Linked DNA regions of Homo sapiens: region 1 is linked to region 2. Evidence: chromatin loops called from intact Hi-C (ENCODE). Cell type or tissue: endothelial cell of umbilical vein. All regions are shown on one strand. Links, peaks and the distances in the headings refer to the core of each region. The heading gives the core; the rest is flanking DNA.

Region 1 (12,401 bases), core at 2,150-10,149, 240 kb after region 2:
TCTATAGGGCAATATTTCCCTAAAAGGAAAGATACACGTGTCTGGGAACCGAGGAGTAGAAGGAGGAATGGTCCTACTCTTCATCTTCCCAAATCACTTGGGGCACTTTGTGGCTCCTGTTCCTGCAATTCTGGGTTCTGCAGGATTGCACATTCTAGTCCCCAAACAGGACACATTCTTGCAAAGAGATTCACAGCAAGGGCTCAATGGAATTAAAAGTTATGTCCTCTTGGCCGGGCGCGGTGGCTCACGCCTGTAATCCCAGCACTTTGAGAGGCTGAGGGCGGGTGGATCACGAGGTCAGGAGACAGAGACCATCCTGGCTAACACGGTGAAACCCCGTCTCTACTAAAAATACAAAAAAATTAGCCAGCTATGGTGGCGGGCGCCTGTAGTCCCAGCTACTCGGGAGGATTGAGGCAGGAGAATGGCGTGGACCCAGGAGGCGGAGGCTGCAGTAAGCCAAGATTGAGCCACTGCACTCCAGCCTGGGCGACAGGGCAAGACTCTGTCTCCAAAAAAAAAAAAAAAAAAAGAAAGAAAAAAAAGTTATGTCTTCTTTGAGGATGCTTTGGACTCTTAGTGCCCAGGGACCATCAGGCGAAAGAAAGAGTCACCATATTCCTGGGACGATTGACCCCAGTCATCATGAGGAGGCACTGAATGTGAGTAGGGAGGCATGCACATGAAACCCAAGTGATTCCTGGGATTCTTCCTGCTGTACCCTGTTCCACTGTAACTGTGAATAGATGTGGGCAGCAACTCTGAATTGAGAAGGATATTACTGCCAAATATTCAGAACCTTCAGGTGTGAAGACTTGCATCCCCGAACCAGGTAATCCTTTAAGATCTTCGGCAAAGCTGAAGGAATTCAGAGTGGAAAGTGCAGGAGGGTGAGGAGGAGTTCCAAGACAGTTTGCAGTGACAGCGGCTTTAGTTCATCCTACTTTCCTTCTTCTGAGCTTTTCTTTGGGAAGAATGGCTCTTGGAAAACTGGTGAACTGTTCCCCAAAGCTGTGAGAAGTACACTTTGTACAGTGTGAGGTATAGATTATGACAGCCCCAAGGATGTGCCTCCAGATCTCCTACTCCAGGGAGCACAATTGACCCAGCACCCCAAAAGTTGTGATTAGAAAACTATCACCACATTTATGCTGATGCTCTTCCTAGCTAATGACTAAGTGCAGTGGAATGCTAAAGTAGACCCATTCTTGAGATACAAGGGACTCCTTTATTTGCCTACTTTGGCTCCAGGAGTGCCTATAGCTTTGTCAAACCTGCCTTAGATTGCACTGTAGTCTGGGATATACTTCCGCAAAACCTCTTCTCACTTTTCTTTTTTCTTTTTTTTTTTTTTTTTTTTGAGATGGAGCCTCGCTCTGTCGCCCAGGCTGGAGTGCAGTGGCGCGATCTCAGCTCTCTGAAAGCTCCGCCTCCCGGGTTCACGCCATTCTCCTGCCTCAGCCTCCCGAGTAGCTGGGACTATAGGTGCCCGCCACCACGCCCAGCTAATTTTTTGTATTTTTTAGTAGAGACGGCGTTTCACCGTGTTAGCCAGGATGGTCTCGATCTCCTGACCTCGTGATCCGCCCGCCTCGGCCTCCCAAAGTGCTGGGATTACAGGCGTGAGCCACCACGCCCGGCCTCTTCTCACTCTTTCCTTCACTTAAGGTCAGACTTTCAGCCTCTCCCAGCCTCTTTCAGCTCCCCTGCTTGTTTCTTTTACGTAGGCATTTTCCCCATTACAATTCTTGCACGTTTAATCCTATCTTTATGTCTGCATCTCAGAGAACCTGGACTAACATAGCACTCTATGTTTGTTCAAAATTTTGAGAAAAGAAGACTCACCAGTAGAGTTGGGTTGAATGTTATTTTGAATTATCTTAGTAGGTATTGAAGGTGTAAGTAGACAATCTCTTTAACAGAATTCTGTTTCTTGTTATCCATGAGCTTCCATCTCATTGTTTATTAAAGAAATCAGTCAAATTGGGCCCATTCAAAGAAGAGTGTCACTCTCATTTTAACAAGTTCCTAAAATAAATTGGTGCAGGGCATTGTACTGATAGATTCCAAAGTAGCATCTGCTGTGCAGAAGGATTGATTCAGTGCCTGAATGCTGCACTGGGAGTCTGTAAAACACGGGCTTCATACATCGTGTGAGGTATGGCATTTTCTTCGCAAGTGTTCTTTGTTTCATGAAGGAAGCCTGGAAAGTCCATTTGAGGAAAATTGGTTACTGCCCTCCTCCAGTCACTTATTCTGTGGGACATTGTTTTCTCCAGGTAATACCTAGCTTTTCTACCTGTCCTAGTGGAAATGCTGACTAAACTTTTCTGTTCATACCTGTGATACCGCTAGTTAAGCCCTGTTTTAACTTCACCATAAACTGGAATTAAAGTTCAGTGAAATGAAACTTTCACCTAAATGTGCATCAGTTCTTCAAAAATGTAAAGTATTTCTTATGAAAAAACTTAGTTGTACCTATATTCTATAGTCTCTGAATTCCCTTAGCTAAAGATCTTTGAGTTTCTGTGTCTCAAAGTGTGTATTTAAATCTATTTCTTCTATTGATGTAAGGCTTATGATTTTATTAGCTTGGGTAATAACCACAGATGGTTTCTGACTATTGTCAAGACTGTTATACGTTCATGAATGTAGAAGGAAAAAAGCAAATGCATTTATAGTCTAACAGATTTAGGTTACCTAATTCTTGCTTTGGGCAAGTCATAAAACAGAAAATATAAACAAATGATGATAATTTAGTAATAACAACAGCATAAAGTAGCTGTATTAGTTTTCTGTTGCTGCTTTAACAGAGCACCACTAACTTAGTGGTTTAAAGCCACACAAACTTATTATCTTACGGTTCTGGAGGTTAGAAGGCTAAAAAGGGTCTGCAGGGCTGTATTCTTTCTGAGATTTCAGGGGAGAATCCATTTCCTGGCCTTTTGAGAATCCTAGAAGCTGCCTGCATTTCTTGGCCTATGACCCCATCTCCATCTGCAAGGCCAAGAGCTCCCTCTTAAAATAACATTTGTGATTATACTGGGGAAGCCTGGATAACCCAGAATGATTTTCTCATCTCAAGATCCTTAATTTAACCACATTTGCAAAGTCTCTTTTGCCATACAAGGTAACATATTTACCGCTCTTGGTGATTGGAACAAGGACATTTTTGGGGGACTATTGTCCTACTTAATATTGTTAATATTAACAACAAATGGAACGTAAAACAACGAGTAAAAAAAAATCCAGGCACACCACATTTGGCTTATTAGAGCATAAATGTACCAATGATATCTTTCAGCATTTTTAGTTAAATTATTTTAGAAGTGTATTCAATAATATGGAAATTGAAAAGCCTTTGTAGTATTTTCCTAAGTGAGAAAAAAAGTTATACTTCATTATATACCCCAGTTTGTCAATATGACCCCAGTTTTTCAAATTAACGTATTACATTTATATATAGACACAGGTAAAGACAGAATGGATTTAAAGCAAAATGCTAACTCTTCACATTTGAGTAATAGAATTTGGGTAATTTTAATTTTTGTGGATATGCTTCCCGATATTTCTCATTTTCTAAGTTCAACATGTATTGTTATAATAAAAAAAGTTCTTAGATATTTTAGTGATCTTCATGCTTGAAGGATAAAAATTTTTTAGGGGGGTGCTTTGATGATGTTAAGTATACTAATCAGAGCTTCTAAGACTATAAAGCAGGAATGGATGGACAATAGCATTTTAATTGCAACCATTGAAAATACTTTTCAAACCTTTATTATTACTCAGAAATGTCCGACTTCTTATTCCTTTATTTTTGTATTATTAATTACTTAAGCTTTTTACTTATGGAAAAACTGGAGGATTGTTTTGTATACCTACTTAATTAAACTCTTTTAATCTATATTAATATTATCAGCTATCATGCTGCCAGCTTTTAGTGTGTGTAATTACCATATTTCTAAAAACACATTGTTTAAAAATAAACCATGCAATTACACACATGAAAGAAGTTTTCTGCGTCAAATATTTTCATTGCTCCAGCAATTGTATTCCATAAGCTAACGAATGTTTAATTTGTCAGAAAGTTTGAGGAGTAATCAAAACAACCTATTCCTCTATTATACCAGTTAAATAAATATTTGTGTATTTAATACTTCTTTGTACCAAAACCCTAGAAGAACACTGTAAATACATAATACTGTTTTTCACAGTACTCCCAGACAGCCTAATTTTAGTAACCAGGAGACATCCTAGGCGTTGCCTTAAATTCATTCCATAGTTCATCAGCAGAGCTCCAACAATGGTCTTTCAAATTATTTTCCCCAGAAGTAGAATGCATATCATTTGACTAATAATATGAACTTGTAGGATGTTACAGTGATAATCATCTTTGTAGTGATTTTCCACAGAGGGCAAGAATTTCAAGTTATAGCCCCAAGAAATAGGTACACCAAATGACAATTTAACTACAGAATCAACTGAGCACATTCCTTCAGTGATTGTTAACATTCTACAGACTGTTTAGCATTTCATATTCGCAAGTTTAAGAAGGAATAGTCTTTAACATGATAATGATAGGACGATATTCACTGAAATCCATCCAGGAGTCATGCACCACGACTTTTGTGTTCTTAGACTAGTCACTTACAGTGCTGGCCTTCAATTTTCTCATCCCCACTGGAGAGCAGAAGAGGGCTGTGAAGCCTTCAAATATCTAGGGGAGTCTTCAAGTGTCTCACAGAGAAGAGAGCTGAAATTTCAACTGGAAGTTCTTTTGACAATTAGGAAAGAAAGAGATGCTAAGTCTAGAGAGAAATGAGGTAACTATCTCAAAAGAGGATTTGGAGAAATCTATCTGAGAGAAGAAAAAACCAAAGGGAAACCTGTTTTAAAATATATGCAGAGCCATCATTGAGCTGTGTTTTCCAGTGGGCTGGAGTAAGAGGGTCTGGAAAACATAACGAAGTGCCAGGCTGGGTGCCATACAGAGAGTGCAAATGGTATAGGTGTTTTGAAGCTAAAGAGAAGAAAATATTGTTTCCACAGACACTAGGACAACTCAAACTAACAGTGGAACAGGTTGTCATATATAGAGTGGAATGCTATCTGACATTGGAGTTTAAGAGGAAGCCAGAGGACCCTCCATCTGATACATTGCAGAAAAGATATTTAGATGGGGTGAAAGACTGGACTATAAGACATTTCAGGTTTAAAGAGTCTATTTCTCAATGATTAAAGAAACAGTATTTTATGAATGAAGATAAAAATATTTAGATCGTTAATTTTATTTAACCATTATTTTTAATTTATGGAATGACATTTGGGGAGTGGTGTTGGATGACCTTGTTTTAGTAAAGGTTTTGATTACTCCTAAATGTGTGACCTTGATTAAGTCACTTAAAGTCTCTAAGTTTCCTTAACTGTACTATTTATTACCTATCACATTTTTGAGTGTGTTGTGATGTCAAATTAAAAAATAAACATGAAAAACCTGCATGTGAAACCCCTTTGCATCACTTAAAGCCCAAAACAATTATTTACTTGCTATTATTATTATCCCTATTTTAATCTTTTTTATTGATAATATAATAGGAACCTTCTCCATTCTCATATCTACTCTAAAAGTATTATTCATCCCTACTTTACAATGTGAAAATTAGACTAACTGCAGGTTAAATTATTAGTCATAGCTAAACTCAGAATAGGGCACAGATTTTCTTCTTAGCATAGAAATGAAGATGCTCTTTTCAGGTAAAGGACACATTGCTAAGAGCTTCTTCATTTCAACTTGCTGTGCTTGAAATTGGTGTTCGCGGTTACTGGTGTCTGATGTGGAATTTGATCAGCTAATGGATGAAAGCTGAAAAACGACAGAAGAAGTAATGGGGCTGAAACTAAGGTATACTTCACAGAGACAAGGGAGAGAGTATTTGTAAATTGCACAAGATAGTCTAGCTCCTGAGTAATCTTGACTGAGCACACTAACTTACTTGATGAGCAATAATGGGATGGGGAATCACTTAATTTGACATAGATTTTTTTTTATCAGACTTTAAGCTGTCTCTCATTATGTCTCTTGGAAAGGTCATACTTTCAATTTTCCCAGTGGGTAAAGGAAAAAATTGCCTTTCATTAACTTCAGACATTTTTCTCTTTATTTTTTGTGAAAGACTGAAAGTTTCGGAATGAAAGTAAAAGACACATTCTATTATTCCTGGCTGTAGGAAGTAGAAGAAAATAGAAGGCAGAAGGAACAGATAAACTCAAAAGAGATGATCCAATTCCTGCCAAAAGAAGCAAATATATATATATTCATATATATATGAATGAAACATTACTGAGTTGTCAAGAATACTTACCACTTGAAAACTGCAATCATCATTATTAAAGGATTGTAGAAAGTCAAAGGGTCTGATGCACTCAACTGACCACTGAGATGTGGTCAGCTCAGAGAAGTCTGGGTTGTATTGTTTCTGAGCTAACACACACAAATACAAGAAATGGTTCCATTTCCTAAACCACTGTGATTCATGGTTGATGAATTTGCCTTTCTCAAAAAATGAAAACAACTCTCACAATTGAGGTTAATGGAAAATATAATTCTTAAAGGTTTTGTGTGGGATTATTCTCATAACATTGTCATAGCACTTACGTTTTTTAGTATTAATTGAAAAGGTAAATTGAATGGTAATTGAAAAGGAAACATATGAGTCACAAAAGGAAGAATGTTGAAAGGAGTACTGTGATTGGTGGAAATGATGTTTTTAAAGCAGAAATGTCAAAAGTTGATCAGTTTATTTAATAATCATTATTGTAATAAATGACTTTTATATAATGGGCAATTGCTTTGGCCAGGAATATCAAAATGTTTTCTGGATGGAAATGCAATATGTAGCAAATTTTGTCATTGTACTAACATTTGGTCATGAGAATGACAAAACTATAAACCAAGATAATTGACTTATACAAAGCATATGTATCAGCAAACTCAAGGAATGGATAAAAGTAAAGAAAGATCATCAGGAAAGGAGGTTGCATCCATAGTCACGTCTTTTTATTTTTCTAGAACCAAAAGGCCTCCAAGCAATACTTCTCTATTTTATATTTCGTTTTAACTTTCTCTGACCTCCTATGGATACTGATGAACTTCTGAAAAATTTTGGAGAAAATACTGGAGCTCTAATTTGACCAAGACAGTGGAGAATATTCCAGTTCTATTTCTCATCTTGTGTCTCCTTATGTTGTCATAAGTTCGTGTCTTGATCTGTTTAAATAACTCTCCAAGATATATTAAGATGCTTAAATTAATCATCAGCTGGAAAGCACCTCTGATATGCAGGTAGCATGACAAGGTGGCTATAACCTTAGACCTGGAGATTAATGTTGCTAACATGTATGTAGCAAACAAAAAATAATCCAGGTCCTATAGTCTGCAAAAAGGGTGAAATGTTCCATTTTTTCTATTTCCTTCTTCGACCAAAATGTGTATGCTCTCTCTCTCTCTCTCTCTCTCTCTATATATATATATATATATATCTGTATATATATCTACATGTATCTGTATATATCTGTAAATATCTATATATATCTATATAGATCTACATAGATATATATAGATCTATCTAGATAGATAGATATAGATATATATCTATATGGATAGATAGATATAGATATATATCTATATGGATAGATAGATATAGATATATATCTATATGGATAGATAGATATAGATATATATCTATATGGATAGATAGATATAGATATATATCTATATGGATAGATATAGATATATATCTATGTGGATAGATATAGATATATATCTATGTGGATAGATATCGATATATATCTATGTGGATAGATATCGATATATATCTGTGTGGATAGATATCGATATATATCTATGTGGATAGATAGATATATATCTATGTGGATAGATAGATATAGATATATATCTATGTGGATAGATAGATATAGATATATATCTATGTGGATAGATAGATATAGATATATATCTATGTGGATAGATAGATATAGATATATATCTATGTGGATAGATAGATATAGATATATATCTATGTGGATAGATAGATATAGATATATATCTATGTGGATAGATAGATATAGATATATATCTATGTGGATAGATAGATATAGATATATATCTATGTGGATAGATAGATATAGATATATATCTATGTGGATAGATAGATATAGATATATATCTATGTGGATAGATATAGATATATATCTATATGGATAGATATAGATATATATCTATATGGATAGATATAGATATATATCTATATGGATAGATATAGATATATATCTATATGGATAGATATAGATATATATCTATATGGATAGATATAGATATAGATATATATCTATATGGATAGATAGATATAGATATAGATATATATCTATATGGATAGATAGATATAGATATATATGGATAGATAGATATAGATATAGATATATATGGATAGATATAGATATATATCTATATGGATAGATATATCTATCTATCTAGATAGATAGATATACACACACCCATATATACATAATATGGATTGGTTGCATCAATACCTGTATTTTCTTTTGATGTGCAGAACTATGAAGAGGAGGCATTACTAGATAGGTATGACCACTAGTGCAATTTATAATTCAAACAATACTTGAAAACTATTTTCATAAATTTATTATTTTATTACCACAAATAAATGTATTCCTGTTCACAACATCCAGAAATGAATTTGAGCACAGTCCATTATGAGAAAGAGAGCAGATTTTTGACTAGCTGATACAGATGCAAATGGAGCCACATAGGTGAGCAAAATTACTTTACATCAAGTTGCCTTACTGTTAGATACAGTCAGTCTCCTATAAGGATATCCTCTTTCTCTAGTTTCTGCCCTCCTCTTCCTCCAGATTGTCATCTGTCTTCTCTAGCCTTCTGATACTCTTATAGGGTCCAGTTTCATTCTGTGGGCAGTTTCAGGGTCTCTGAGGTCAGGGTTACTGACAATTGCCATGTCAGAGACTGATAGGTTCTTACCATTCCTCAAAGAAAGAGGCTTCTTTTTTCCTAGTCTCTTCAGAATGGGTCATCTACAATATACATGCTCAGTTCTTTCCTTCCTTCCTTCCTTCCTTCCTTCCTTCCTTCCTTCCTTCCTTCCTTCCTTCCTTCCTTCCTGCCTTCATTCCTTCCTTCCTTCCTTCCCAGAATGGGCCATCTACCATATACATGTTCAATTCCTTCCTTCCTTCCTTCCTTCCTTCCTTCCTTCCTTCCTTCCTTCCCTCCCTCCCTCCCTCCCTCCCTCCCTTCTTTCCTTCCTTCCTTCCTTCCTTCCTCCTTCCTTCCTTCCTTCCTTCCTTCTCTCTCTTTCTTTCTTTCTCTTTCTTTCCTTCTTTCTTTCTTGAGACAAAGTCTCACTCTGTCGCCCAGGCTGCAGTGCAGTGCTGCGATCTCGGCTTACTGTCAGCTCTGCCTCCCAGGTTCAAGAGATTCTGTCTCAGCCTCCCGAGGGGCTGGGATTTCAGACACTCACCACCACACCCAGCTAATTTTTGTATTTTTAGTAGAGACAGATTTCACCATGTTGGTCAGGTTGGTCTCGAACTCCTGACCTCAGGTGATCCATCCCCTCTCCCTCCCAAAGTGCTGGGATTACAGGCATGAGCCACCACGCCTGGCCTCACATGTTCAATTTTATCTCATGGCAACATGTTACGAAGCAAATGAAGTCTCTGTCTTACCAAAGACCCTCCTCATCACAGTAAGGAGTATATGGAAATAAAGGAGTCAGAGAGAACAGAGAAACTGATTATCCATTCTCTTGCTATCCCCTTACTCCAAAACATATTTGATTGGCATCTGCTTGAAGAGACTTTGGATGTCTTTCTAATACTGGCTTTTGAGTGACTTAGGCAAATTGTAGACTCCTTTTTGATATCAATTTGGAAATAAACTGCTATAATTTCTGTACTTTCTGAAGGGTGGAAAAACTGTGCTTATGTAATATTAAAAACATCCTGTCAATTCAGTTAAAAATTAGAATTGTTTGTTTTTACAATCAAAAGCTCTGATTTTATAAAATTGGGCTTCTAGTTTTATTTTAACTGCTTACTAACCAGGTTTTTCTGTTGCTTCTTTAAGATAACTGGGAAAACATTACTGTCCACTGATTTCACGAGGTTGTTGTGAAGAACAAATGAGAAAAATATAGGTAAAATTGCTTTGGAAAGTGCAAAAAAAATTATATAATGGTGAAAAGCATGTCCTTAAAATAAACCTTCAAATGAATTTTTCTTTTTTTAATATATGTAGGTTGAACATAGGGGACAGTGCAGGCACTACCAGTAATGCAACCAGCATTTGATTTCTTGCTTTTCTGCTCTAAAAGAACTTTGATTTAGTTGGAATAGCAATGTGCCTAACATAAGACTCCTTTGCAGGTAAAAGCAGCCACATTTCATAGTTTTAACCAGAGAGGTATGGATAGAAGTTATTGGATAAGATCTCTGGAAAATCTCTTTGAAAGAAGGACTAAACTCTACTAGTATGTAACTTTGTCCTGCTCTCTTCCTCCTTCTTCCTTCATGGGATGTGGATGCTTTGGTGTAGAATTAAAACAACTACTTTATGACCTTATGGTGACCTTAAAATTACAAACCACCAGAAAGAATAGAAGACTGGAAAGGCCTAGGGTGCTTGGGTCATTGATGACATCCTGGGGCTGAAGCATCAAGCCCTGAAATATCCAAATCCAAATTAGTCATGTTACATGGGAAACAAAAAATCCCTATCTTTTAAAATCACGTATTTGTTATTCACAGTCAGGGTGTTTCTAACTAAACCAGTATAATTATAGGATCTATACTTTCTACCAATTGATTTTAAGTACTCATATATCCAATGATAATATTTGATAGTTCTACTGACATCTCATATAATCTTATATGTCCCACTGGCATTTCACATGCAGGGACTCTACAATTCAACTCATCCTTGTCACAGAAGTTTTTTTTTTCTTATCTTTTATTATTAAACTCAATGAAAGGCATCACTATTTCTCAGTCAATAAAGCAATTTTTGCTTTATTGGGTGTTAAACTTTTAAACCACCCTTGCATCCCCGGGGTAAATCCCACTTGATTATGATGAATGATTTTTTTAATGTGTTGTTAAATTCAGTTTGCTAGTATTTTGTTGAGGATTTTTGCATCGTTGTTCATCAGGGAGGTTAGTCTGTAGTTTTATTTTTTTAATGTGGCTTCGTCTGGTGGTGTTATCCGGGTAATACTGGCCTCATAGAATGAGTTTGGAAGTATTCCCTCTTATTCCATTTTTTGGAATGATTTGAGGATTGGTATTAGTTCTTTAAATGTTTGGTAAAATTCAGCAGTGAAACTATCAAGTCCCAGGCTTTTCTTTGCTGGGATACTTTTTTAGTATGGCTTCAATTTTATTACATTTATTATTGGTCTGTTCAGGTTTGGATTGTTCATGGTTCAATTTTTGTAGGTTGTATGTCTAGGAATTTGTCCATTTCTTCTAGGTTTTCAAATTTGTTAGTATAGATTGTTAATGATGCCCTCAAATATCATTTGAATTTCTATGATATTATTGTAATATCTCCCTTTTCATCTCTGATTTTATTTATTTGGGTCTTCTTGCTTTTTTCTTTCTTAGTCTGGCTAAAGGTTTATCAGTTTTGTTTGTCTTTTCAAAAAATCAACCTTTGTTTTTGCCGATCTTTTGTATTGTTTTCTTCACTTTAATTTCATTTATTTCTGCTCTGATCTTTATTATTTCCTTTCTTCTCCTAATCTTTGGTTTGATTTGCTCTTCCTTTTCTAGTGTTTTAAGGTGCATCATTAGATTGTTTACTTGAAGTTTTTCTACATTTTTGATGTAGGCATTTAGAGCTATAAACTTTCCTCTTAGTACTGTCTTTGCTGTATCCAGTAGGTTTTGATATGTTGTGTTTTCATTATCATTTGTTTCCAGAAATTTTAAAATTTCATTCTTAATATCTTCATTGACCCATCATCATTGAGGAGCATATTGTTTAATTTCCATGTGTATATGTAGTTTCCAAAATTCCTCTTGTTTTTGACTTCTAGTTTTATTCCATTGTGGTCAGAGAAGATGTTTGATATTGTTTCATTTTTTTTTAATGTTTTAAGACTTGTTTTGTGACCTAACAGATGGTATAATCTTGAGAAACATCCATATGCTAAGGAAAAGAATGTGTATTTTGCAGCCAAGGATGAAATGTTCTGTCAATATCTATTAGGTCTATTTGTTTATGGTGCAGATTATTTTATTTTATCTTATTTTGTTTTATTATTTATTGATACAGTCTCACTCTGTTGCCCTGGTTGGAG
Region 2 (12,401 bases), core at 1,953-9,952:
GTCCAGGGCTGCAGTTCACCCAGCCCCTAGACCAAGGTAAAATGCCACTCTCCCTAATGAATGTTCAAAATAAGTGTATAAACTTCACCACAGTCTAACTAGGCCATCTAAAGTCTGAAGTATTAACTGAAACAATATTAAGCTCCCTATTTAAACTGGAACCAGGACTACCCAGAGGACATTTGTTTATAGCCTCTGCAGCTACATCAATGTATATAGATGTCCTATATTATCCCAAATGCTACAAAGCCAACAAAAGGTTAGTTTTGCAAAGCTTACTTTTATTTTACTCGATATGTAATATTACAGGGAAATCTTTCTGACAAAAGTCTCAATGAGGGCCCCTTACTGAAATTGCTGTAGGAAACTCTACCATTGCCTCCATCACAAGCAATTTTTTTGTAGACTTAATTATATTGAAACTCTAGAGAAACTTCTGTTTTACTATAAACTCTACTTCATCAAGAACTTGTTCCAGAAGGAAAATAAAAGAGTTACACTATGAAAGTAATGTTTGAGTTTTCCTGAGCTCACAGAAAATACTTATGTACACTTGCCTCAACTTCTGCTTGATTTTTGCAAGACAGGGAGTCAGGAGGGGAAGAAATCTTCCTTTGTAGAAGGCTCTCATTAACACAGTTACCTTGGACAGCTAGATGTTCACCTGATGAAAGACAGCCTTATCCCTGTGACAAGGAGGACAAGTGCAATCATTTGTTCAGGTGTGCCTCCCATTTAGAGAAATGGTCTTCCAATCGTAAAAATGCTGTCACATTTTCATACAGTCACAAGATAAATAAGAAAGTGCCTTATAAACAAATCTTAAATAGATTCAAGTTTGTAGTCTTTGCACCATTCAAAAATATGGCCATTTCCTTTAAATACCAGCTCTCACATTTGGCCAATTGCCTTGGCAATAATATTGCCTTAAAATGTAGTGACTAACTAATGCCAGAAAAAACAGAACACAGATACAGTATTATTCTTTTCTTTCTAGATTGAGAGAAGACAGAAGCATATTTTTAAGAAGTATAGCTATGTAGGGCTGGGCGCGGTGGCTCACGCCTGTAGTCCCAGCACTTTGGGAGGCCAAGGCGGGTGGATCACGAGGTCAGGAGATCGAGACCATCCTGGCTAACACAGTGAAACCCCGTCTCTACTAAAAATACAAAAACAAAATTAGCCGGGCGTGGTGGTGGGCGCCTGTAGTCCCAGCTACTTGGGAGGCTGAGGCGGGAGAATGGCGTGAACCCCGGGAGGTGGAGCTTGCAGTAAGCAGAGATCGCACCACTGCACTCCAGCCTGGGTGACAGAGCCAGATTCCATCTCAAAAAAAAAAAAAAAAAGAAAAGAAGTATAGCTATCTAGAATGCAATTAACCTAAATAATTTAAATGGAATCAAATGCAAGATTATAATCTATGTGTCAAAAGGAGTCTGAACAAGGAGATTAAAATGTTAACACTGGCACTCATATTAGTCAAAATACACCTAGCAATTAAAAGTTTTTTAAATGTTCAACTGTTCACTTTCTATCATAGAGAGTTTGTTCAATGTCTCATATTCATACTTCTTTCAGTCAACACATCTATCGGCATTGAGGAAAGGCCACTGAAACTCAAATCAGGTGGTGTAAATTTATATTCTCACTTGGCCACTTACAAGCTATGTGACTGTTGAAAGCCTGCCTCTGGCAGCTCTTCAGAAAAAAAGATATGTAACCTCTACTACTCGGTTATCCTGGGTAGAAAACCACATCATATGCAAACACTACATATGGCATAAATTGTATTTAACAAGTGGAAAAGTAGCATTTACATAAAAGATATTATTTTACTATCTACTAGCAAGTTCAGTGCCTGGACTATATTAAACATTGAATAAAATAACATGCAAAAACATCCACGGTTATAATACTAGTTTTATTCCTACTCAACATTTATTGGTTCACAATATAAAATTTATGAGAAATATTTTGATATATGTAGAATCATACTGGAAAATTTAACATCTCCTTCAGATTTCTCAAAATAAAAAGCACATAGAGGTTCAACACGACAACTTGCCAAAATACATTATTAGAGAGAAAATTTTACCTCATAAACAGATAAGCTTTTAAAATAAAAACACTGTTGTAATCTATAAGCTTTACAAAAACTGATCAAGTTCCAGAGCAGTGACTTCTAAACATTAAAATTCATAGGAATACCCTGGGATCTTCTTAAAATTGAGATTCTAAAGTAGTAGATGTAGGTTGGGGGCTGAGAATTTGCCTTAATGCTGTTAACTGCCTGGGAACTACATTTTGAATAGCAGGGTCCTAGATCATGAAGTAAAAAAAAGGAACCACATTATATGAGGCTTCAATAATAGAGCTAGTATAGTAAAATAAGAATTTACAACTAAAGGAGGAAAAGAGCAAACAAAAAATTCAGCTGGGTGTGGTGGCTCACGTCTGTAATCCCAGCACTTTGGGAGGCCAAGGCAGGCAGATCACTTTCGAAGTCAGGAGTTCGCAACCAGCCTGACCAACATGGTAAAACCCTGTCTCTACTAAAAATACAAAAATTAGCCGGGCGTGGTGGCACATGCCTGTAATCCCAGCTACTTGGGAGGCTGAGGCAGGAGAATCACTTGGACTCAGGAGGTGGAGATTTTTGGTGAGCCAAGATTGTGCCACTGTACTCCAGCCTGTGCGACAGAGCGAGACTCTGCCTCAAAAAAAAAAAAAAAAAGAAAATTCAAGTGAACTTCTTACCTTGGGGTAATTAAGAAAAACACTATTTGGGCTAAAGAGAAAATTAAAATGAAAATTGTACATAAAAACTGGGCAAAGAAAGCACATTTAAAACTAGAAATGCTATAAGCCAAAGCAATACTCAAAAATATGTACATATAGGGAGAGATAGAGACCAAAACAGAATGTTCAACTGTAAGACTAACATAATCCACTAACCAAAATCAGACAAAGACAGCACCAAAAGCCAATGTACGTTATAAGAAATGCTGCAAAAATCCTAAACCTACTAATGTTTATACCAGATATGCTTAAGTGGTCCAATATGTATTAAAAAAACTCCTAAAGAAATCTGTTACATTAACAGATTAAAGGACAAAACCCATGTGATCATATCAGTAAGTGCTTGAAAGATTTTGATCTAAGTAATTCATCACTTTGCTAACAAAATGTATTAGCAAGCAAGGAACAGTATTCAAGGTCCTTCATTTAATAAAAAATATCTAGCACAAATCACCACATGTAATAGTGAAGAAATATTACACATGTTCCCATTAGATCAGGAAAAAGACAAGGATACCTATTATCATTGCTACTATAAAGTTACATAATGGAACTTTCAGTAAATGCAATGAGAAAAGAAAATGTTAACCAAAAAGAAGCATATGTAGGAAAGAAAAAAATGTAAAAATTGTCTTTCCTGAACAAATTATATAACTACATGAAAATGAAAAAGCCAAGAGAATCTTTTTTTTTAATTTTTATTTATTTTTTTTTTCTGGAGACATGGTCTCACTATATACCCCAGGCTCTATCAATCCAACCAACTCAGCCTCCCAAAGTGCTGGGATTACAGGCGTGAGCCACTCTGCGCAGGTGAGAATCACTTTTTAAAAAACTATTAGAATTGATAAGACTCTGGTAAAGATTCAAATATAAAATCAACATTCAAATAATTAAAAAGTATTACTTAAAAATCTCTCATAATAGAAAAGCTACAAGATGTCTAAACAGTATCACAGCATGTATAAAATCTATTTAGAAAAGCTATAAGATGTCTAAACAGTGTCACAGCATGTATAAAATCTATTTATAAAAGCAAATTACTGAAGGACATTAAAAAAACTCAAATAAGTAAAGAGTTTTCATACTTCTATTTTGGAGGACTCTATACTGTAAATGTGTGAAATATCCCCCTGATTACCCTACAAATGCACCCAAAAAAGCTCAGCTCTTAAAAACTGACATGCATTTACAATTCATTTTCAATGAGAAAAAAAGAAATACCAGAGAACCTACGATTATTCCCTTCTTAGAACAAGCTGTGCTGTTTCCTGCCTCAGGCCCTGCCTAATGCACTTCCTGTTCCCTCTGCGTCACATGCTGTGTACCTCCACTCTTCGGTAATCGCTGGTCAGTCTCACTCATTGGATCTCAGCCCCCAAAAATCCGTTCTTGGACTTCTTTATTTAAGGTAGGCAAGCACATACAGGCCCATAATACACCCTAGGTGTGATCTATCCAATCATCCACTTCAAACTGTGACCATCTCATCTATGAGATGTTTATCCTCTAAACAACTAAACAATGCTTACCCTCTAGCACTCCCATCAGAACTATGTTCCAAGAGCTCAGAAATCATGTCTCTCTTGTCATTTCCAGATAGCTGGTATCACAATGACTGACACATGAGCTTATTGTTCTTAAAATTCTTAAAGCACGTGTCTACTTTCACCATTAGCAGCAATCTAAAAACCTACAGAGCCAAAGAATTACACATAAATACAATGGAATAATATACAGCCATTAAACTGATGTTGCTGAAGAACAATTAGGGACAGGAATTAAAGCAAATGGAACGTAGAGCACAATTCCATTTTTGTAGTCAAATTTATGTGCACAAAAGACATATATGGATGCACATAATACAACAATTACCTCCACTCATATATTTTAAATGACTTTATTTGTATTTAATGTTTTATTTTCACATTTTCTAAAAAAATATGAATTATATTTAAAGGAAGAAAAACTCAATATAGGTTTGTTATTGTATGCATAGGTATGTGTTTTAAGAAAACAGGCCTCTTCACTTCCTCCAACTCCCTTATTACCTTTGTCACAACATATATAAACTCAGAAAAAAACATTCAAAATTATAACCTTGAACTCAACAAGCCACACTGGAAATACACTCAGTGCTGCTCATAGAAACCCACTTAATCCCTGTCCTGCTGCTTTAAAAAATGCAAAATCTTAAGTGAAAAAAGGTAAATGTTGCCAGCATTTGTTCTGTAAAGGGAAATCACAATTCAGAAAGACTCATTTTTTCCCTTTGAAGTTAGGAACAAGAACAAAACCTCCCTAAATTCTCACCCTGCTGCTGCAAGAGGAAGAACAGAAGAGAGAATGTTCTGTGATGGAATCTCATTTTGGAGTCTGAAAGAACGCTACATTGCTGCCTCTGTGACACAGAGCTTGCCATTTTCTATGGTGTTTTCTATCAGAATCACATGAAAATGTGACAAAGCCATAAATCACAGGAAACTTTCACCACTAGATGGTGAGCTTGTGGCTTGGCAGCTCATGCCTCTGATCATTGGTCTCTTCAACCAAAACATTTAAGAAATCAGATATCCATTTGATTCATTTTAAAAATTTATAGTATTCTTTGATGGTAGTTTGTATGTCTGTGGGATCGGTGGTGATAAAAATTTAATGAAGAAAACAAGTACTTTGCAACTAAGCATGATACAAGTCAAATGCAGATAGCTATCAAAACATTTTTAAAATAACCAAAGTGATTACACTTAAGTCCTGTTAAGTCCTGGTTTTCCTAATACACATCTTATATTCAAATTTCTCTAGGGGATGGGTTACTTAATAAAGTGAGAATTCCTGTACTTAGGATCCCTAGTTTTGACCTGCTGCTTATCCTGTCTTTTTAAAACCAGGCTTGAATGGAAAAAAAAAAAAAAAAAAAAAAAACACTGCAAAGCACACTCTGAAGCTTTTGCTTAAGGGACAGCTCTCCTTTGGCCAGTTCACTGTGGTCACTCATTCCCAGCTACCACACTGCTCTCTTATCTCTGGTTCCTGACTGACCTGCACTCTAGTTTGTTCAGAAAAGTCTAGAGGTGAAGCTTTAATCCTAGCCCACTTAGTTTCCTTTCCCCGCATCAGTGCCAAGGCATTAGCAGAACCAGTATTTCTCCATAAGGGAAAACTAATGAATTCATTTTAAACCAACTTCTTATAAGCCAAGACAAGGCATTAGCTATCAGTCATGACTTCAAATAGATACAACTGCTGAGGACTAGCACGTTGCATTTTTCCAGCCACAGGTATAACCTGTGCATTTAGGTTATTTTATTTTTCTTTCAGGAAAATACTCAATATAATTAAACATCTGCTCTCTAACATCCTATACAAATGAATGGCTGATGATTTTAGAATCACTGACAGTTTGGTTTAAAGACAGAAGATCATTTAATTTATTGTTTTTAATAGAAAATTTCTTAAATGACATTTTAAGGAAATGTCAAGAATGTTGGTAGAACTAGAGTGTGTAGTGTAAGAAAAAGATGCGAAATTTAAGCCTTTCTTAAACTGCGGAATTATCTTATGAATGGCAATTATACTCAATATTGTGATACAGAGACACCTCAGGACCCAATGCATCATAAAGGGTCAGTGTTCCTATATCAAATGATGCTGGATTGCCATCCTTTTCAAATTCTTATATGCTCTGTAAGATTTCCTATGTCTTGCCTTGAAGTCAACTGTCATTTTTCATGGTAATTCACTATGCTGCCTATAGAAATTCTTATCCTCATTTGTTTGCTATTTCTAATACCATATACTTAAAAATTAAATAGGCTTACTAAAATTGTACATGAAACAATGAATAAGCTCTGGGGATTGGTAAATAGAATTCTTATCTATCACAACCTTGTGTACTTCAGTGAGAGAACTCTGTTATACTCATTTAGAGATACATTATTTAATAATAATTGTGTATGTATCTTGTGTTCCTTTATTAACTACAAGTTTCTTAAGAACAAGAGCCACATGAATCACCTTTGTAACCCCATAGCTAACCCCCAGCAAGGTACCCTGATAAATGCTGAAAGCATTTTCAATCATTATTATTATTATTATTGTTATTGAGAAGGATTCTTGCTCTGTCGCCAGGCTGGAGTGCAGTGGCACTATCTCGGCTCACTGCAACCTCTGCCTCCAGGGTTCAAGTGATTCTCCTGCCTCAGCCTCCCTAGTAGCTGGGACTACAGGCACTTGCCACCACGCCTAGCTAATTTTTGAATTTTTAGTAGAGATGGGTTTTCAGCATGTTGGCCAGGATGGTCTCAATCTCCTGACCTAGTGATCCGCCTGCCTTGGCCTCCCAAAGTGCTGAGATTACAGGAGTGAGCCACCACACCCGGTCTTCAATTATTTTTATTGTTTACTTCCCTTATATTTTAGATAGTTTAGGTCCAGATGAGTAAGGTTCTAGTAATTTTAACAGTGGAACCAAAGATCAAAACTCTCTATACTTATCAGCTTACAGCCTAAGTTGTGGTCCTTCCAAAATTGCCTTCTCTTTAATTCAGACATGTCACATAATCACCATTCCTGGTTATGAGTCAAGCAACCAGGTATCAGGAGAAGCCACAGCAGAGGGTCTCTGAATGTCAAGGGCTGGTGAAAGGCCAATGCTGGTAGTATACACAAAGGCACCAGTTAGATACCAGGAAATACGTGCCCTATAACTCACAAGAGAGACTTCTCTCCCAAAAGGAAGAAAAAATGCACATGGATACCTTTAATTTGCTACAGCCCTGTGAATGCTTAAATTTGGATAGGGCAGCAAAATGAGGCACACAGCTGTAACATTAGCTCTTCATGGATGTTTTAAATATTTTTAAACTTGCCAACAAAATAGCCCTTTCTCTGTTAAGTAGGAGGTATGGATTTTTATATGTATTAATATTTATATTAGAGCACTGAATGTGCAAACCTTTGTTTTATGATCATTTCTGAAAATATAAATAAGAAGTACTAGCCCTGATTTCTTGAGGCTTTTGGATTTTCTTAATGTGGCAGTCACAATAGATGAGACTCACATTGTTAGAAGCTATTCATAAGCAATTTACAAAATTATAAATTCAAGTTAGGAAAGTTGACTATCTAAATGTTTCCTTATATCTCTGAGGATGTGGAAGATTAGTGTTCACTTTAGAATGAATAAATCAGTATTGTGATGATCTCAGTTCTACAATGAAATAAAAGTGTTTAGAACTGGTAATAATCATAATTTGATCTATGTCATTTTTTTCTACTACTGTACCCACAGAACTAAAAACAAATCTAACGAAATGTGATTGGGAAATAAGGGCCAGAATCTACAATTTATTGCCCAATTAATTATCTCTTTAGTTACTTCACTATATTGGCATGGACAATTAATGGGTTTACAACACCAATGCTGCTTTAACACTGACTTAAATATTTTAAGATGTCTAAAAAACAAATTGACAATCAGAGTCCTGCCATCTATTAACAACAACCCGAATGATTTTATCTTTCTCTCACAGCTTAACATTAATGCAGTCCAGGAAATATTCTAACATAGTAATTGCAACAAATAATACAGATTATCTAAACCATGAGTGATGAAGTTAGTGCTAAGAATTTCCCCCAGACCTACCACTTAGGTAATCTTTTCTTCTATGATTACTTAATAATATTCAAATATAGAAATCTGTTAGCTTATTATCTAAGGACAGATTATATTAAAACTAAAATAAGTTGTTGCAAAATTTGTTTTTGTTTCATGATTTCCAAACAGCCTTAAAGACTGTGTTAATCTATGGGACAGGGGAGAATACATGTGACAACTATCAATCTATTGCCTCTTAGCACCAAATCCACTGTTTATTTTCTAAAAAGAGAGCTGAACACTAGAAGTAAGCATTCCTCCTTTGCAGTGAAAATGATGCTAAGTTTTGTCATTAGGGGATACTGTAAGGACAGAGCAAGAGGAAGGGGCTTTCTTTCCTCGTTCCAGCACATTTGTATTTGCTTCTTTATGCTCCTGCCACCCTGCTACAAGCAGTGCATGCAGGGGGCATGTGCTGGTGGCCTACCCCAGCGGTATGCCCCAACCCACAGACCCTTGGTAAGTTCATAGCCAGCCCAACTCTGGCCCAGTGAACATGTCACCATGGCCCTCCCAACACAGACACTGCAGGCTCCAAGACTCACATCACTTAGCCAGTGATCATATCCCCAGTGCCTGAATCCCTCCATGTGTCCATCCACCAGGCTGGGCCCACCTGAACCCATGAGAGGTGTTCCAGGCCTGCCAGCCTCAAGTTGCCTATAATCTGGAGAGAAATTTTCTGCTCCACTGGAAAGTATGGACCAACTCTGGCCTGGACAACTCAGCAAACTTCTCTGACATCCAATAGGCCACAATCATAATGTCTACAATGAGGTCTGAAACCCAGCCTCGGGAGGCGGCTCCCCTTCCAAGTTTGTTCCTTTTGGGGTTGCTATTAATATAACAAAATGCCACAGACTGGGTGGCTTAAGCAACAGAAATTTATTTCCTCACAGTTCTAGAGGCTGGAAGTCCAAGATCAAAGTGTTGGCAGGTCCGGTTTCTTCTGAGGCCTCCTCCACTGACTTGCAAATGGATACCCTCTTGCTATATCCTCACATGGCCTTTCCTCTGTGTGCACATACAATCTTGGCATGGGGGGCATTGGGGGAAGGTGGTCTGTTTCCCAAGTTTCCTTTTCTTAGAAGGATACCAGTAAGACCAGATTAGGGATCACCAAAAAGGCCTCATTTTAATGTAATCACCTCTGTAAAGACCTTATCTCCAAATATGGTTACATTCTGAGGTACTAGGGATTAAGACTTCAACAAATGACGTAGATATAAAGTTTTCACTGTAGATGTAAAACAAATCCAGTTCAGATAGCTCTAAACAGAGGCACAGTACCCTTCCAACATATTCTGAAGCCTCAGCACTTGCCACAATAACATTCTACTTCAATACAACTAATATACTGAATAAATTTATGGAAAGCAGTATTTCAGAACGTCAAGTCTTGGTACTAGGAGTGCTCACGATTACCAGATTGGTTATTGCTTCTATGTGTCTTCTGTAGAAAAAAAAGCTAGGAAATATGGGCTTTCTGATATGTATTAATGGTGCAGTGTGTTGTTAAACTGCTTCCCTGGCAACATTCTATGTTCATGTTTTTACAACATTAGTATTTCTGCAGTTCGTACCCTTGTGATTTAGAATTAAGAAAGTAAAATGTGGTTTTGCAATATCAAAGTATAGCCCAGTTACATTCTCTGCCACTTATTAATCTTAACTACTGTGACAACTTTGTTGATCAAGAACATGAAGTCCTGTGGTATAACATTAATACACAAGATAACAGTTTCATTACCTTCTGCTGGAGTGATAAAACATAAACCACTTGCTTGGTCTAAGACAGCCCACACAGACACTTAAAAGTGTTGCTTTGAGGCAAGGAAGTTAGATGTCAAACTGTCTACTTCTTATACATAAATTGAAGTTTTCCTTGTAAATGTAAAACAAATCCAGTTCAGATATCTCTGAACAGAGGTATAGTACCCTTATGGCTTTTTCTGAAATCCCAGCAGTTGCCACAATAATGTTCTGCTTCAATACAACCAAGATATTGAATGAATTTCTGGAAAGCCTTATTTCAGGACTTTTATCTTGGTCCTAGGAATGCTCACTATCACTAGATTGGTTACTGTTTCTACAGATTTTCAGTACAAAAAGAAAAGATCTAGGAAATATAAGCTTATTTATCTTTCATTTTATATATGTATGGTAAATATGCATGATATATGTATGTATATAAAAGTTCAGATTGTCATACTAATAATTTTCATTAAATGTAGGACTATATGTTCCTTATATTCTTAACAGGAGGGGACACTTACAGGCTCCTGGAGTACTTGGCAAGGCTCTGTATCCCCTTGTTACCAAAACAAGGATGTTTGCCTTTAGTAACTCATTATGCTTCATATCTGCTTCATGTGGTTTTCTGTATATACATTGTATAAATATTGTTTCATATAACAATGTTTTAAAATACCAAAATGGCAAAGTTAAAAATATGGCAAGGGTCTAAGACAAAAGTGTGCTCCCTCACCTCCTAGTGTGAATCAGCTTTGTGATATGGTATCTCTTTAAATCTACAATCATCCATAGACTGCCTCAGCCGGGCGCAGTGGCTCACGCCTATAATCCCAGCACTTTGGGAGGCCGAGGCGGGTGGATCATGAGATCAAGAGTTCAAGACCAGCCTGGCCAAGATGGTGAAACCCCATCTCTACTAAAAAAAAAAAAAAGAAAAAAAAAATTTAGGCAGGCATGGTGGTGGGTGCCTGTAATCCCAGCTACTCGGGAGGCTGAGGCAGAGAATTGCTTGAACCCGGGAAGCAGACGTTGCAGTGCGCTGAGATCGTGCCATTGCACTCCAGCCTGGGCAATAGAGAGAGACACTGTCTCAAAAAAAAAAAAAAAAGACTGCCTCATACTAGGAATTCAAGATGATGTTCCCCAGTTAAATATTTTGGTCTAATTTGGCAATTTTATAATGGTCCAAGGAAAGACTAATTATAAGAAGTCAAATACTAACAACTCCTGTGGGAAATAATGTCTCCTCCTGTCTTGTTATTCTCGGGATATACAGAACCTGGAATGTATAAGTTCATGCAAGTGTCCAGTCCACCCTCATAGGGTAAGAGCTTGTTGCCTATATATACAACTCTAAAGACAACAGATTCTCTCGTCTTTCCACGTGTCAACCTCTAAGCCAGAATTTCCAAAATTTCAGTCATTCAAAGGTACTAATGGCAGGTGCTAATGGTTATTACACACATATACACATATGCACACATGTTCTATGTCAAATGAGCTGGAAAACAGTTCATGGTGTATTCTACTTGAAGACCCAAGCTCTGAGATCTCAGCTATACCTTGCAGTAGAGGACCTGATTAAATTTGTTTACTCTAGCTTTTGCCCAAGTAAGTTTACATCTAGCATCCGTCTGTCCTTGAAACTAGGTTTGGAAAATGTTGTACCAAGTAATGGCTTTGCTTCACCTCTAAAAATAATTTAGGAAGAAGCATATGATTTCTTCCTTCCCCAGAACTCTTCAGATTCCCTAGTAAGTGGGAAGGTAAGTAAGGAGGTAAATAAGGAAGCTTGTGGCTCCTATTGACCTACTTCCACCCCTTGGAAGATCCATTTGCATTTAGTGCACACAGAATTTGTCATGGTCTCAGACCAGAAGGTGAAACTGGTGTATGTCTTCCAGGTCATATGTATGATTTTTATATTGCTCATAGCACAACTTGTCATTTCTCTATGAAATTCTCAAGAAACTGGTTGAGGAATTTTGGAGACCACAGTAATCAGGGATTCTCAAACTTTAAAGTAAAAAGAATCACCTTAAGTCCTTAAGTCCTATTTAAAACGTAGATTCCAGGAGCTGATTCCCAACAGGCTATGTAATAATGTAATAATGTTTAAGAAAGCAATATAACCATTTATTCGCAGGATTTTATCTATATTGTTAGATAGGTCTGGGGCTCAGGAATT

Evidence for each region. Hi-C counts contacts between places; a loop is a spot of excess contacts. Peaks named below come from ENCODE experiments on the same cell type or tissue, not always from the same donor. Only the 100,000 strongest peaks of a DNase experiment are listed, where the experiment ranks them.
Region 1: it touches region 2 in a loop (5-fold over the local background); 5 of 110 quality-filtered maps call a loop at or near these places.

The regions. Positions count from the first base shown.
Region 1 is chr7:123,034,777-123,047,177 of GRCh38, forward strand. No RefSeq gene overlaps it. Among named protein-coding and RNA genes, the nearest start is that of TAS2R16, 45 kb to the left of the region's middle. In endothelial cell of umbilical vein, for the core only: no CTCF peak of the experiment used is centred there; a DNase peak (open chromatin) is centred at 6,475; H3K27ac peaks cover 2,070 bases.
Region 2 is chr7:122,798,275-122,810,675 of GRCh38, forward strand. All of the region lies in intron 1 of CADPS2 (calcium dependent secretion activator 2), which reads right to left. Among named protein-coding and RNA genes, the nearest start is that of CADPS2, 82 kb to the right of the region's middle. In endothelial cell of umbilical vein, for the core only: a CTCF peak has its summit at 5,301 (motif pointing right); DNase peaks (open chromatin) are centred at 4,197 and 5,277; H3K27ac peaks cover 1,629 bases.